2 separate regions of the Homo sapiens genome follow, and region 1 is linked to region 2. Evidence: read pairs that join two places in POLR2A ChIA-PET (ENCODE). Cell type or tissue: PC-9. All regions are shown on one strand. Each heading gives the region's core, and the rest is flanking DNA. Links, peaks and the distances in the headings are about the cores only.

What was found. Peaks named below come from ENCODE experiments on the same cell type or tissue, not always from the same donor. Only the 100,000 strongest peaks of a DNase experiment are listed, where the experiment ranks them.
Region 1: POLR2A ChIA-PET joins it to region 2 with 8 read pairs; 7 of 35 experiments call an interaction of 5 or more read pairs at or near these places.

The regions. Positions count from the first base shown.
Region 1 is chr16:69,450,428-69,458,781 of GRCh38, forward strand. All of the region lies in intron 3 of CYB5B (cytochrome b5 type B), which reads left to right. Among named protein-coding and RNA genes, the nearest start is that of CYB5B, 30 kb to the left of the region's middle. RefSeq lists a silencer at 4,549-4,766. In PC-9, for the core only: no CTCF peak of the experiment used is centred there; no DNase peak of the experiment used is centred there; H3K27ac peaks cover 2,227 bases.
Region 2 is chr16:69,371,979-69,376,978 of GRCh38, forward strand. It overlaps TERF2 (telomeric repeat binding factor 2), which reads right to left. Exons shown (of 10, transcript NM_005652.5): 4 at 291-377. Among named protein-coding and RNA genes, the nearest start is that of TERF2, 12 kb to the right of the region's middle. RefSeq lists an enhancer at 1-47. In PC-9, for the core only: no CTCF peak of the experiment used is centred there; no DNase peak of the experiment used is centred there.

The DNA.
Region 1 (8,354 bases), core at 1,562-6,561, 80 kb after region 2:
TCTTCATTAAGTAGAGAGTCTGGCTATTGTGTTTCTAGTCACTCTGCTCTACTTCAGGCAGATCAGGCAAGAAAGGCCTTTTGGAACATTTTCAAGACCACCTACATAGGTTTTTATAGAGCTATATTCCAACCTGACTTCAGTTCCAGGAAGAAATTCTTGATCTCTCAGATTTATTTCTTACAGAGGTTTAAATAGGGACTTGGTGTCTAGGATGTAGGTATCTCTCTTCTCCATACTTTATCTGGTTTAAACATTCACCATTAAGAAATGGAAATGGAGTTCATTTCATTGGTTACCTTCCTTTCTCTTGGTTCATGGTTTCTGAATCTTTATGAAGAAGTGATTTTTAAAAGTCAAATTAAAAAGTATCTTCAGCCTATGGGAGAGAGTTTTCATTTCCATTTTCCTTCTTCTCCTTCTTCTACTCCCTGTCTGAACTGCACCATCCCTACTGCCCGCCAAGAAAGAAACACTCAAAATGTTGCTATTCCAAAGTGTAAGTCAGTAACCATTCCCTAATTCTTTTAGAAAACACCTTTCATATTACTTTTATAACACAGGTAAATAATTAATGGTCACCATTGTTTTATTGTTAGATGGATAGTACCTGAGTTGAAGGCCCAGAATTAATATACTAAAAACGTAAAGACTTAAAAACTTAAAGATGTAGCAACAGATTTTTTTTTAACCCGCTTCAATCAAAAATAACTAACTAGAATTAAAAACCATTTGTCTTTGTGAATCTCTTCCTTGCTGGATTAACCCTCATGCTGAGAGCCGTCAATCTCCTACTTATATTTGACTTAACATTTTTCTGGTTTGTTTTTGGTTACGGAAACTCACCTTAGAAACAGACTCAGTGCTCTCTGTGCCAGTTTGCCTGCCTGCTTGCCTGCTCTTTAGCAAGTAACCTATAAATATTCGTGGTCTATGAATTCTCTCTTTGATGATGTATTTACTTCTTGGTTAGCTGTTTTATCACTTAATCTGCCATCAGTTCAAGAGATAAAGTGCATACAAATCGTAACCTGACTAAAAAAGTGGGCACCATTTCATTCATTTCTTCAACAGATATTATCTAGATAATAGTTCAACTGCTTTACTAGTTAAATCTTGTAGTCAAATAGGTCTAGTAATTTGACCTGTTCCCCATTACATTTTTTTTGAGTGAGTATTATAAAATGTACATGGTAAAAAAAAAATTTAAATAGTTCAAAACAGTATACTATAAAAAAAGTTGGCCGGGGGCGGTGACTCACGCCTGTAATCCCAGCATTTTGGGAGGCTGAGGCGGGCGGATCACGAGGTCAGGAGATAGAGCCCATCCTGGCTAACATGGTGAAACCCCGTCTCTACTAAAAATACAAAAAATTAGCCGGCCGTGGCGGCGGGCAACTGTAGTCCCAGCTACTCGGGGCAGGAGAATGGCGTGAACCTAGGAGGTGGAGCTTGCAGTGAGCAGAGATCGCGCCACTGCACTCCAGCCTGGGCGACAAAGCGAGACGCCGTCTCAAAAAAAAAAAAAAAAAAAAATTCCCTCGTATATCCAGCTCTGAGACTTTTAGTTCCCCTTCCCTGGAGGTAACCAGCCATCATTTTTTTGTTGTTGTTTACTCTTCCAAAGATTCCATGCATTCATAAGGATGGATGGATGGATAGACAGACAAACCAACCATCATTTCCTTTAAAAAAGTAAAAAGCTGGCCGGGCGCGGTGGCTCAAGCCTGTAATCCCAGCATTTGGGGAGGCCCAAAATTTGAGTAGTCCCAGGTACTCGGGAGGCTGAGGCAGGAGAATGGCGTGAACCCGGGAGGTGGAGCTTGCAGTGAGCTGAGATCGCGCCACTGCACTCCAGCCTGGGCGACAGAGCGAGACTCCGCCTCAAAAAAAAAAAAAAAAAAAAAGGTAAAAAGCCTCATACATACTATTCTTCACCTTGCTTCTCTTTACTTAAAAATTTTATTTGTTGGCTGCACACTGTGGCTCACGACTGTAGTCCCAGCACTTTGGGAGGCTGAGGTGGACGGATCACACGAGGCCAGGAGTTCGAGACCAGCCCGGCCAACATGGCGAAACCCCGTTTCTACTAAAAATACAAAAATTAGCTGGGAATGGTGGTGTCCCAGCTACATGGGAGGATGAGGCGGTAGAATGGCTTGAACCTGGGAGGCACAGGTTGCAGTGAGCCAAGATTGTGCCAGTGCACTCTAGTCTGGGTGACAGAACGAGACCCTGTCTCAAAAAAAATTTTTTTTTTATTCATCATTATTTCTTGTCAGTTTATTAACATCTTTTGGGCTGGGGGCGGTGGCTCACGCTTGTAATCCGAGCACTTTGGGAGGCCCAGCTGGGTGGATCACGAGGTCAAGACCATCTTGGCCAACATGGTAAAACCCTGTCTCTGCTAAAAATACAAAAATTAGCTGGGCGTGGTGGTGCACACCTGTCGTCGCAGCTACTCGGGAGGCTGAGGCAGGAGAATCGCTTGAACCCGGGAGGCGGAGGTTGCAATGAGCCGAGATTGTGCCAATGCACTCCAGCCTGGTGAGAGAGCGAGACTCTGTCTCAAAAAAAAAAAAAAGATCTTTCTCATTTTTTAAGTAGATATTTAGTATTCCATAGATGAAAGTGTTGATGTGATGACATTTGCTTTCGAAGGATTTGATCTGTTTTTTAAAACAAATAAAATTGTCTCCATAGAGGCTTAACGTGTTTTTTTAACTTCATTTTTAACTTAAGAAGCTTGACTTATGAAATCTAGTAAATTTTACATGTTAGAAGCAGTCTATTAATTGCATTTAAAGTTACATTTTTTCTCCCAGATGCTACTGACTTTTATTATACATACAGTTTTCTGTTATATAATGTATTATGTAACATACAGTTTACTTCTTTTATGAGAGAAACTAAAAGGAATATATTGTTTATAATTATGAAATATAGTTAGTTGATTACATCAAATTAAAAATTTTATTTTTAAGAATTATTTAATATCCCTACCATACCTACTACCTAATTTATTAAAGTTTGGAATGGGATGCTGATGCCCTTTAGACAAGCAGTGATTGCTATTTACCAGAGAATTTTGTCTGGTTATTTCCTGATTTCTTGTGTGTTTTTTTGTTTTGTTTTGTTTTTGGGCGGGGGAACGGAGTGTTGCTCTGTCACCCAGGTTGGAGTGCAGTGGCGCGATCTCGGCTCTGCAACCTCCGCCTCCTGGGTTCAAGCCATTCTCCTCCTGCCTCAGCCTTCTGAGTAGCTGGGATTACAGGCGCCTACCACCACGCCTGGCTAATTTTTGTATTTTTAGTAGAGATGGGGTTTCACCATGTTGGCCAGGCTGGTCTCGAACTCCTGACCTCAGGTGATCCACCTGCCTTGGCCTCTCAAAGTGCTGGGATTACAGGCATGAGCCACCAGCTACTGCACCTGGCTTATTTCCCATTTTCATATACACTTATATTTTGTAACATAATCTTTTGAAAGAAAGCATAGAATGTGATGACAAAATTACTCCTGAAAGACAAAATACCCTTTGCTGAGGGTTCTCAAGGACTAATGTCTTCTATTGGTAAAGCTCTACTTAGAAATGATGTATAGTTTTGCAAAACAGGGTTCAGAAGGGTAAGGAAACATTCTTTTCAAATCAGCCCTCCAATGTTATAACAAATTTTTCACTTCTTAAGTCCTGATAGAGATCATCCTGTGAATGTGTTAATTTTTTTTCTTGAGTGAGGTGTTATATATTTTATCACAATGAGTTCTTAAGAGAGTTTATAGCAATTTGTTTTAGGGGCTGTTTTTCATCTTTGAATTTTGCCATATCTACAGGGAAATTTTTTTATATAACGGTTTGACTCTAGGATTATATACTTTGCAAGGCAGTAATTGTTAAATTATATTCACATCCAGAAAGAAATGGTTCTTACTGACTTGAATATTTTAGTACATTGGAGCTTCATGAGAAGGCTGTCCTCAAGATCCATACCACATGACTGTGTCATAGTTGGGACTGTAAAATGCTGAAATCATATACCTTCAATACTCAAAACATTTTAGGTGGTAAAATGAACCTAATATTAAAATTCATATAGTGTTAGCTCATGCTATAAGGTCCATGGTATTAAGGGGGAGAAATCTTTTCCAGTTTAGAATTTGAAGCCAGAAGTTCCCAACTTGTTTTTCATAAGTTACTGGCCACAGGGATACCAAAGTGTTCCAAATTCAAAGCTACACAGTCTCTACCAGACCACCTAAATACCCATTACATTTGCCAAAGGTGTCCTGTGGCTTAAAATCTACTTTTTCCAATTTTAAATACTTAGAATCCTCTTGGAATAGCAATGTAGGAATTAAAACATAAAGTCTTTATATACCTTATATTTGCCTTTTAAGCTTTTGAAAGCCTAAATGTAAGCTGTATAGGCTGAAGGTATAATGCCCTGTTTTTTGGGGTTTTTGTTTTGTTTTGTTTTGTTTTTGAGACAGAGTGTCACTCTGTTGCCCAGGCTGGAGTGCAGTGGCACGATCTTGGTTCACTGCAACCTCCGCCTCTTGGGTTCAAGTGATTCTCCTGCCTCAGCCTCTCAAGTAGCTGGGACTACAGGTGTGTGCCACCACACCCAGCTAATTTTTTTGTAGTTTTAGTAGAGATGGGGTTTCACCCTGTTAGCCAGGATGGTCTCGAGCTCCTGACCTCATGATCCGCCTGTCTCGGCCTCCCCAAGTGCTGGGATTATAGGCATGAGCCACTGCACCCGGCTTCCCTGTCTGTCGTAATGCGTCATAATCATGATTCTGGTTCATTCTTTCCTACATTTATGTCCTGATGACAAAGTACACTCCATTCCTTAAGTGTGTGCTCTTCTCTCATGTTTTCTCATAAACAAAGTTCATCGTGAAATCCACACCCATTGACCCCCACATCCTTTCTATGTGGTTGCCAGTTGAGACATTTCTTTGTTGTTCTCTTTTTTTTTTTTTTTTTTTGGTGGGGGGACGAAATCTCACTCTTGTCACCAGGCTGGAGTGCAACGGTGTGATCTCGGCTCACTGCAACCTCTGCCTCCCGGGTTCAAGCGATTCTTCTGCCTCAGCCTCCTGAGTAGCTGGGATTACAGGCACACACTGCCATGCCCAGCTAATTTTTGTATTTTTAGTAGAGATGGGGTTTCACCATGTTGGCCAGGATGATCTTGATCTCCTGACCTCGTGATCCGCCCACCTTGGCCTCTCATGTAATTCATGCCTGGGATTACAGGCATGAGCCACCGCGACTGGCCTTTTTGTCATTCTCTTAATCTTATCAAATTGGGTCAGTGCTTATGGTGCGACAAGGATCTGGGAAATTACTCCTCTATGTAGCTGGTGGAAGAGAGAAAAATCTACTTACGGTAGTGCTTCTTCAGTCTTCCTAGACATAAGAGAATGGTGTTTTCTTCTCTCTACCCTTTAGAAGCCTGCTGCTCTAGGTTTCACCACAATGTCCTTGGCTCAGAAAATTGTGTTGAGATAATTGAATATGACTTTAGAATTCACATTGATCTGAGCTTTTCGTTTTACAAACGAGGAAACTGATTTATAACATTGGGCTTGAAGATATTAGATATAATTTTAATTTTGAGCAGCTTTATAAATATTCTATTCAGGTATTACAAAATATTTCCTTTTTCCCTAAAAAGTCCGTCTTTTGTGTTTATATGTATATAAATATATTTATTTATTTTTGAGACAGGGTCTTGATCTGTCCTCCAGGCTGGAGTACAGTGGCACAATCCTAGCTCACTATAGCCTTGAACTCCTGGGCTCAGGTGATCCTCCTGCCTCAGCCTTCCCAGTGTTGGGATTCACCAGATGTGAACCAAGGTGCCCAGCCCTACTTATTTATTTTAGTGGGGAATTAAAGCCTTAATGAACCTTGAACTTGAGGAACCAGTTTTATTTAAACAGTTAATTTCCATGAGTTTTGAGCTAAAGTCAGAGTAGACTTAACAGCAATTTGTTTTAGAACCTATAATACCAAAACTCACAGCAATTTTGTTGTTTGCCAGTGTATTCTAAGCTTTTCGAAGAAAAAGAAGCATGCATATTAATTGCTTGGTAGGGGTTATGCTGGAAGAACTTTGGATTTGATTCACCACTTGTAACTAAAATCATAGTATTGCAATTATTACTTTCCAGGCCAAAGATTGAGAGCATTAAAATCTGGGCATGGACATAACCAGCTAGATATGCCTCAATACCTGAAGGGATAAATTAAAGTCAACTATAAACTGTAAGCTTTTCACTTAAGCATCCATTAGCTTTAGTCTAGTGCTTAGCTGTGGAAATGAAGACTGGGGGGAACTGTGCCTAGGGGAAGGGTGGAGGTGAAGGGAGGTTATGTGTTAATAGAACTTTTTTCATTTCAGTTTAAAAACAAGCGATTTGGTTTATTTCCAAATTTGGCTGAGAGTCCTGGCTGCTAAGAGCTGTGCCTTCAACATCTCTTTGATTATTATGTATTTGATTAAAAGTGGGGTCACTATGGTTTGCATCTACTTGGCTATCAGTATCCTAAAGGGAGTGTATGCCTCTTTCTCTTCTCTTTCCTTTAATGGGTTAGACAGGTTGGTCTTTTTTTTGCGTCCCCAGGGATGGATTGATCTTAAAACAGGCACATTTTGCAGTACTTAGTTCAAAGAACACCATATGTTTTAAGTTATTTATTGTTTAGAAATTTTTACATTTCAGCATAGTACGGTTTTGGCTGTCTTTGTTCTCTTTCTTCTTCAGTTGCTTATTACCTTTTTCTAAGGCTCACCCTACTTAGCAGAGATCCAGGGCTTTTGATTGTAAAAGAGGCTAAAAGCTTTGAAATTTAGAGAATCCATTTATATGAAGTATATGATTTTTACTCTAATTATAGATTAAACATCATAATACATATATTATGCTGTGATGCTCTCATATAAGCCTTTCAAATTATCCCTTTTAAAAATAGTAACTACATTTTTTGTCTATAAATCATTGGTATTTATGTAGCTAAAGCATAAAAGACCATGAACATTTTCTTGATGGAATTCAATTATTTCTCGGTTACTGTAGTGGAATATTTATTTTAAAAGGCAGCATTATAAATTAACTTGATGCACATACTACCATCGCTACCACTCCTACCTTCCGAATCTGTAGATAGTAACATTTGTTGTATTTTTCAAAGATTGACTTGTAACTCATTTTAATTAATCGGATCCTTACTAGACTAGTTGAAATGTCCCAGATAATGATAATCATTAAAGTCTTAAAGAAGTATAGAAGTATGTTAATATGGTTTCTTTAAAACCTTTCGTTTGCCATTTTTCTTGCCTACAGACTAATTTCTTTCAGGTTTGGGGCATGTATTCATTTGCATGACAGTGTTTTGGATATATGAAATTAAAACTCATTTCATGGACTGCTCTAAAGTATATTGGGGCCAATGTGATTGGTTTCTGGAAATTCTTGGAGATTATTGAAAACGGTGGTTAAGCAGAGCTAATATTCCATGTTCATACCCTGATATACTTCTACATTTTGCAAAGATGGTATTTTGGGCAGCAGCAACCTATGCTAAAGGGTTATTGTCCTCTGGCAGTAAGTTAGCAGGCCTTTTGTACTATACAGCTGGTTAATGGAATCAATAACTCGTTTGATACTTGAATTGAGTAAAAAAATTGTAATAACAGCTTTATCGTGATACAATTCACATACCATACAGTTTACCTATTTAAAATGTACAAATCAATGGTTTTTAGTGTATTTACAGAACTGTGCAGTCTATTTTAGAACAATTTCCTCACTCCAAGAAGAAACCCCATATTCATTAGCAGTCGTTTTCCATTTCCCCACAACTCGTCCTCCTCACACCAGCCCTAGGCAACCACTACTAATCTACTTCTAACTCTATTGATTGTCCTGTTGTGAACATTTTATGTAAACAGATTTATATAATATGTAGTCTTTTGTGTCTGCTTTCTTTCACTTAGGATAATGCTGTGAAGTTTGTAGCATATATCAATACTTCAGTACTTTTTATTGCCAAGATTTGTTTTTTAAGATTATTTTATCATTTTCTTTCCCTTGACTCCATTTTTTCTCTTTTCATTGTGAAATCAATTCTAAGGTCTCCTGTCATAATTATTATGATTTCAAGGAGTGAACCAGTATATTTTTGTGATCTACAAGCAATCATCTGTATGATCTAGAGCATTTCACAGTTGATCTACATGTTAGAAGAGCTTTTTGGACTTTAAAAAATGTTTTTAGAAAGTGTGATGTTAGCTATTGCCAGTGGCAAGCCCAGCTGAACCAGGTACATCATCATGACCACA
Region 2 (5,000 bases), core at 1-5,000:
TTTGTCAGCTCCATACCTGGTGCTGATCATTTAAATCAATGTTCTGTTATAAACTAGACAGAAATAAGGCAAGTGAATAATTTATGTCAATTTCTCTAATAAAAACTAAATTTTGAAAAGCCAATCTTACAGTGAGTTATCTTGGATATAAAAGATAACTTGCTGCAGGTGTTACATGTTGAAAGGAGAATATTTAAGTAATATTCCTGACCAAGAACCCTTTCCCTATTTCCCCACAAAAAGCAATGAGATGAATTTAAGTCACAGGAGCAAAAATGTATCAAATTTACCTGAGTTGTGGGGTCCTTGGACATATGTTTTTTCAAAATTTTTGAAGCCTTTTCAAATTCTTTGTTTTTGATACAAATAATGACAGCCTAAAAAGGAGGGGAAAAATCTTTTTTTACTTTTGTAATGACAGGTGTAATCAGAATATCAAACATCAAAATAACTCTCTCTCACATCATATCAAATTTCTGTACTTAAAAACTAACAATTATAAAGCCAGGCGCGGTGGCTCACGCCTGTAATCCCAGCACTTTGGGAGGCCAAGGCGGGTGGATCACCTGACGTCGGGAGTTCGAGACCAGCCTGACCAACATGGAGAAACCCCATCTCTACTAAAAATACAAAATTAGCCAGGCATGGTGGTGCATGCCTGTAATCCCAGCTACTCGGGAGGCTGAGGCAGGAGAATTGCTTGAACCTGGGACGCAGAGGTTGCAGTAAGCCGAGATCGCGCCACTGCACTCCAGCCTGGGCAACAAGAGCCAAAACTCCATCTCAAAAAAAACAAACAAACAATTATTGTTCAAGTGTTATGAACCACTGGAAGCTGTCTCTTTCTGCTTGTAAGGTAGTCACTTTTCAACAATACAATGGCTTTTGTTACATGGCTGATAGAGCAAAATCTGATCACCTGGATTACAGACCATTTAACCAATTTCAATAGGGCCTCCTGAGGAAAGACAGAATGGACAGGAGTCATTCTACGTCCTGTAATTTCAGGTCCCCAGAACAATTGATTCTGTTCTTTTTGGATGCAAAAGCTTTAAAGCAAGAGGGGGATGAGGGAGGGAGGATATACTGTAGGCGGAAAGAAAGAGATGTGCTGACCACAGAGTTCTGCTAGTTCCATTCTGGAAAGGCCTAAGGCCAGTTCTGTAGGAGAATGAAGGGACAACCCCTTACTACCATAAACCCCAGCTGGCAACTTCAATTAAAGCACCTAGGGAACTACTGAAGCCAACAAACCCAGGTCATTCACAAGCAGCAAATAAAAAGGGCAAAGTTCCAGGTAAGATAAGGTCTCACCAGCCACAGAGAGAAAGTAGAGTCCTTCCATAAAGAAACCTCAAGAGAATGAGGTTCTCTTGAGGAAAAATAACAGTGACTGAACATTTACAAGGAAGTTATAATATATATGAACATTTTTAAAAATTAGAAAAGCCAACAAAAAATTGGGAGTATTTGAAGTTATATGATAGAATAAAGTAGCTATCTCAAATCCTGTCTGAGAGACACAGATTCTTTAAAAAGACCACCATACAAAAAAAGGCAAGCCGACTGGGTGTGGCAGCTTACAACTGTACAACTGTATTCCCACACTTTGAGAGGCCAAGGTGGGAGGATCGCTTGAGCTCAGGAGTTTGAGACCAGCCTGGGGAACATAGGGAGACCCTGTCTCTCCCCCAAAAAAACCCACCTACCCAGGCATGTTGGTGTGTGCCTGTGGTCCCAGCTACTCGGGAGGTTGAGGTAGGAGGATCACTTGGGTCTGGGAGATCGGGGCTGCAGTGAGCAGTGACTGTACCACTGCACTCCAGCTTGGGCGAAAGAGCGATACCCCGTCTCAAAACAAACAATAAAAGGAAAATTGGTTCACAGATATTTTTGATCTTCACAGGGAAGAATGTACAGAGACACAGACTAAGGGGAAGAATAGCAAGGAAATTCATTAAGTACTAATCTGTTGCTTCTATCCTCAACGTGTTAAGCACAGCCATACAGGGCGGAAGGCAACTGATGTCAAACGCCCTTGAATATGCAGGCACAGTTCTTGCTGCACAGGGAAGGTACAAAGTAAGTCTTCATTTTACTCAGATGACCATATCCATTTATACATCACTTTCAGCAGAAAAACATATGCTCAAACTATACTTACTTTCTTGAATACAAAGTTTTTACTTTTTTAATCATACAGGTCTTACTGTTTTAAAATTCTATTTAACTTGCATACAACAAAATTAACTTGTTTAGGACATCTGGTTTGGAATTTTAACACACGTAGACTCCTGTATCATCCACTACAATGAGGATCCAAAACCCTGCCTTGGCTGTCCTGTGTAGTCACACCTAACCCTGGCAACCACTGATCCCGGTGGCTCATAACTGTAATCCCAGTGCTTTGGGAAACTGAGACAGGAGGATCACTTGAGGCCAGGAATTTGAAACCAGCCTGGGCAACACAGTGAAAACCCATCTCTACAAAAAAGTAGCCAGGCATGGTGGCGTGTGCCTGTGGTCCTAGCTACTCGGGAGGCAGAGGTAGGAGGATCACCCGAGCCCAGGAATTTGAGGGCAGCAGTGAGCTATGATCATGCCACTGCACTCCAGCCTGGGCAGTAAAGCGAGACCCTCTCTCTCTTTAAAAAAAAAAAAAAAAAAAAAAAAAAAAAAAAAAAAAAAAAAAAAAAAAAAAAAAAAGGGCCAGGCGCAGTGGCTCGCGCCTGTAATCCCAGCACTTTGGGAGGCTGAGGTGGGCAGATCATGAGGTCAGGAGTTCAAGACCAGCCTGGTCAGCATGTGAAACCCTGTCTCTACTTAAAATACAAAAATTAGACGGGCATGGTAGTGCGCACCTGTAGTCTCAGGTGCTTGGGAGGCTAAGGCAGGAGAATTGCTTGAACCTGACAGGCAGAGGTTGCAGTGAGCCGAGATTGCGCCACTGCACTCCAGCCTGGGCAACAGAGTGAGACTCCGTCTCAAAAAACAAGAACAAAAAAGCCGTAAGTGTGTAGGACTTTTTTTTTAAAGGATGTAGCCTTGAGCTTGGCTCCTTTCACTCTGTATAAGGCCTTTAAGGTCCATCCATGTTGGTACACTATCAATAGTTCACTTTTTCTTGTTGTTGGGCAGTATTCCATTCCATGCATGTACTATAGTTTATACATTCATCCACTGAAGGACATTTGAGATGTCTGCAATTTATGGTTATTATAAATAGAGATGCTAAAACAGTCTCATTTACTCTAAGGTAAAACTTCTCATTTCTCTAAGGTAAATACCCAAGAATAGGATTGCATGGTCTCATGGAAAATGTGTTTATAAGAAATGGCCAAACTACTTTCTGGAGTAGCTGTATCATCCCGCATTCCCATCAGCAATATATGAGAGTTCCAGTTGCTCCACATCCTCACTAGTGCTTTTTAAAAAATAGGCTAGGTGTGGTGGCTCACGCCTGTAATCTCAGCACTTCAGAAGGCCAAGGTAGGAGGATCACTTGATCCCAGGAGTTCAAGTCCAGCATGGGCAACAGTGAGATCCCATCTCTATTTAAAAAACAGATGAAAATTGCACATACTTATGTACAACATGATGTTTTGAAATATGTAACTAACACTTTTTATAGTTAGGGTTTTTTTTTAATTAATTTTTCTTGAGATAGGGTCTATATCACCCAGGCTGAACTCAAACTCTTGGCCTCAAGCAATCCTCCTACTTCAGGTGCCCAAGTAGCAGGATTATAGGCATGTGACACCATGCCCCACTATCAGTATTTTTTAAAGTTTGGTCCATTCTAATTGGTATTTGAATCTACTGTGGTTTTAATTTGTATTTCCTTAATGAGTAAATGATGTTGAACATCTTTTCATGTAATTTTTTTTTACCATCTACATTATTTTGGGTGAGCTTTTTGCCCATTTAAAACTAGGGTTGTATAGACTTGTTTCTTTTGAGAGCTCTTCATATACTCTAGATACCAGTTCTTTGTCAGGTGTGATTTGTAAATATTTTCTCCCAACCTGTCGATTGCTTTTCCATTCTCTTAACAGTGTTTTTCTCAGAGCAAAAGTTTAAAATTTTGATTAAGTCCTATTCATCAATTTTTCTTCTTATGGATGTTTTTAAATTATTATCTAAGATTTTTTTGCCTAACTCCAGGACATAAAGATTCCTTCATGTTTCCTCTAAGTTTTATGGTTTCACATTTTACATTTAGATTATAATTTTGAGTTAATTTTTGTACAAGATGTGAGCTTATGGTCAAAGTTCATTTCTGCATATGGACATTCAATTGTTTCAATACCATTTGTTGAAAAGACCATCCTTTTCCCATTGAATAGCCTTCACATCTTTGTCAAAAATCAATCAGTCATATTTGTGTGGGTCTGTTTTTAGATGCTCTCTTCTGTTCTACTAATCTCTATAGTCGTAATTACTGTAACTTTCTCATAATTCTTAAAATTGGGTAGTATGAATCCAAATTTTTCTTTCAATATAACACTTTTTGGTTATTTAAATTCCTTTGCTTTTCCATATGTTTTAGAATTAGCCAGTCTGTATCTATAGAAAATCCTGCTGAGGCCAGATAGGGTGGCTCAAATCTGCAATCTCAGCACTTTGGAAGGTTGAGGTGGGAGCGTCACTTGAGCCCAGGAGTTCAAGACCAGACTGTGCAATATGGGAACACAGGGAGACCCCATCTTTACCAAAAAAAAAAAAAAAAAAATTAGCCAGGCAAGGTGGCACATGCTTGTGGTTCCAGCTATTCAAGAGGGTAAAGTGGGAAGAGCACCTGAGCCCAGGAGGTCAAGGCTGCAGTGAGCCATGATTATGCCACTGCATTCCAGCCCGGGTGACAGAGCGAGACCTTGTCACATTGAAAAAAAAAAAAAAAAACTGAGAAAAAGACAAAGAAAAGAAAGAAAATCCCGCTAGGCTGGGTGCGATGGCTCACGTCTGTAATCCCAGCACTCTGGGAGGCCGACGCAGGCGGA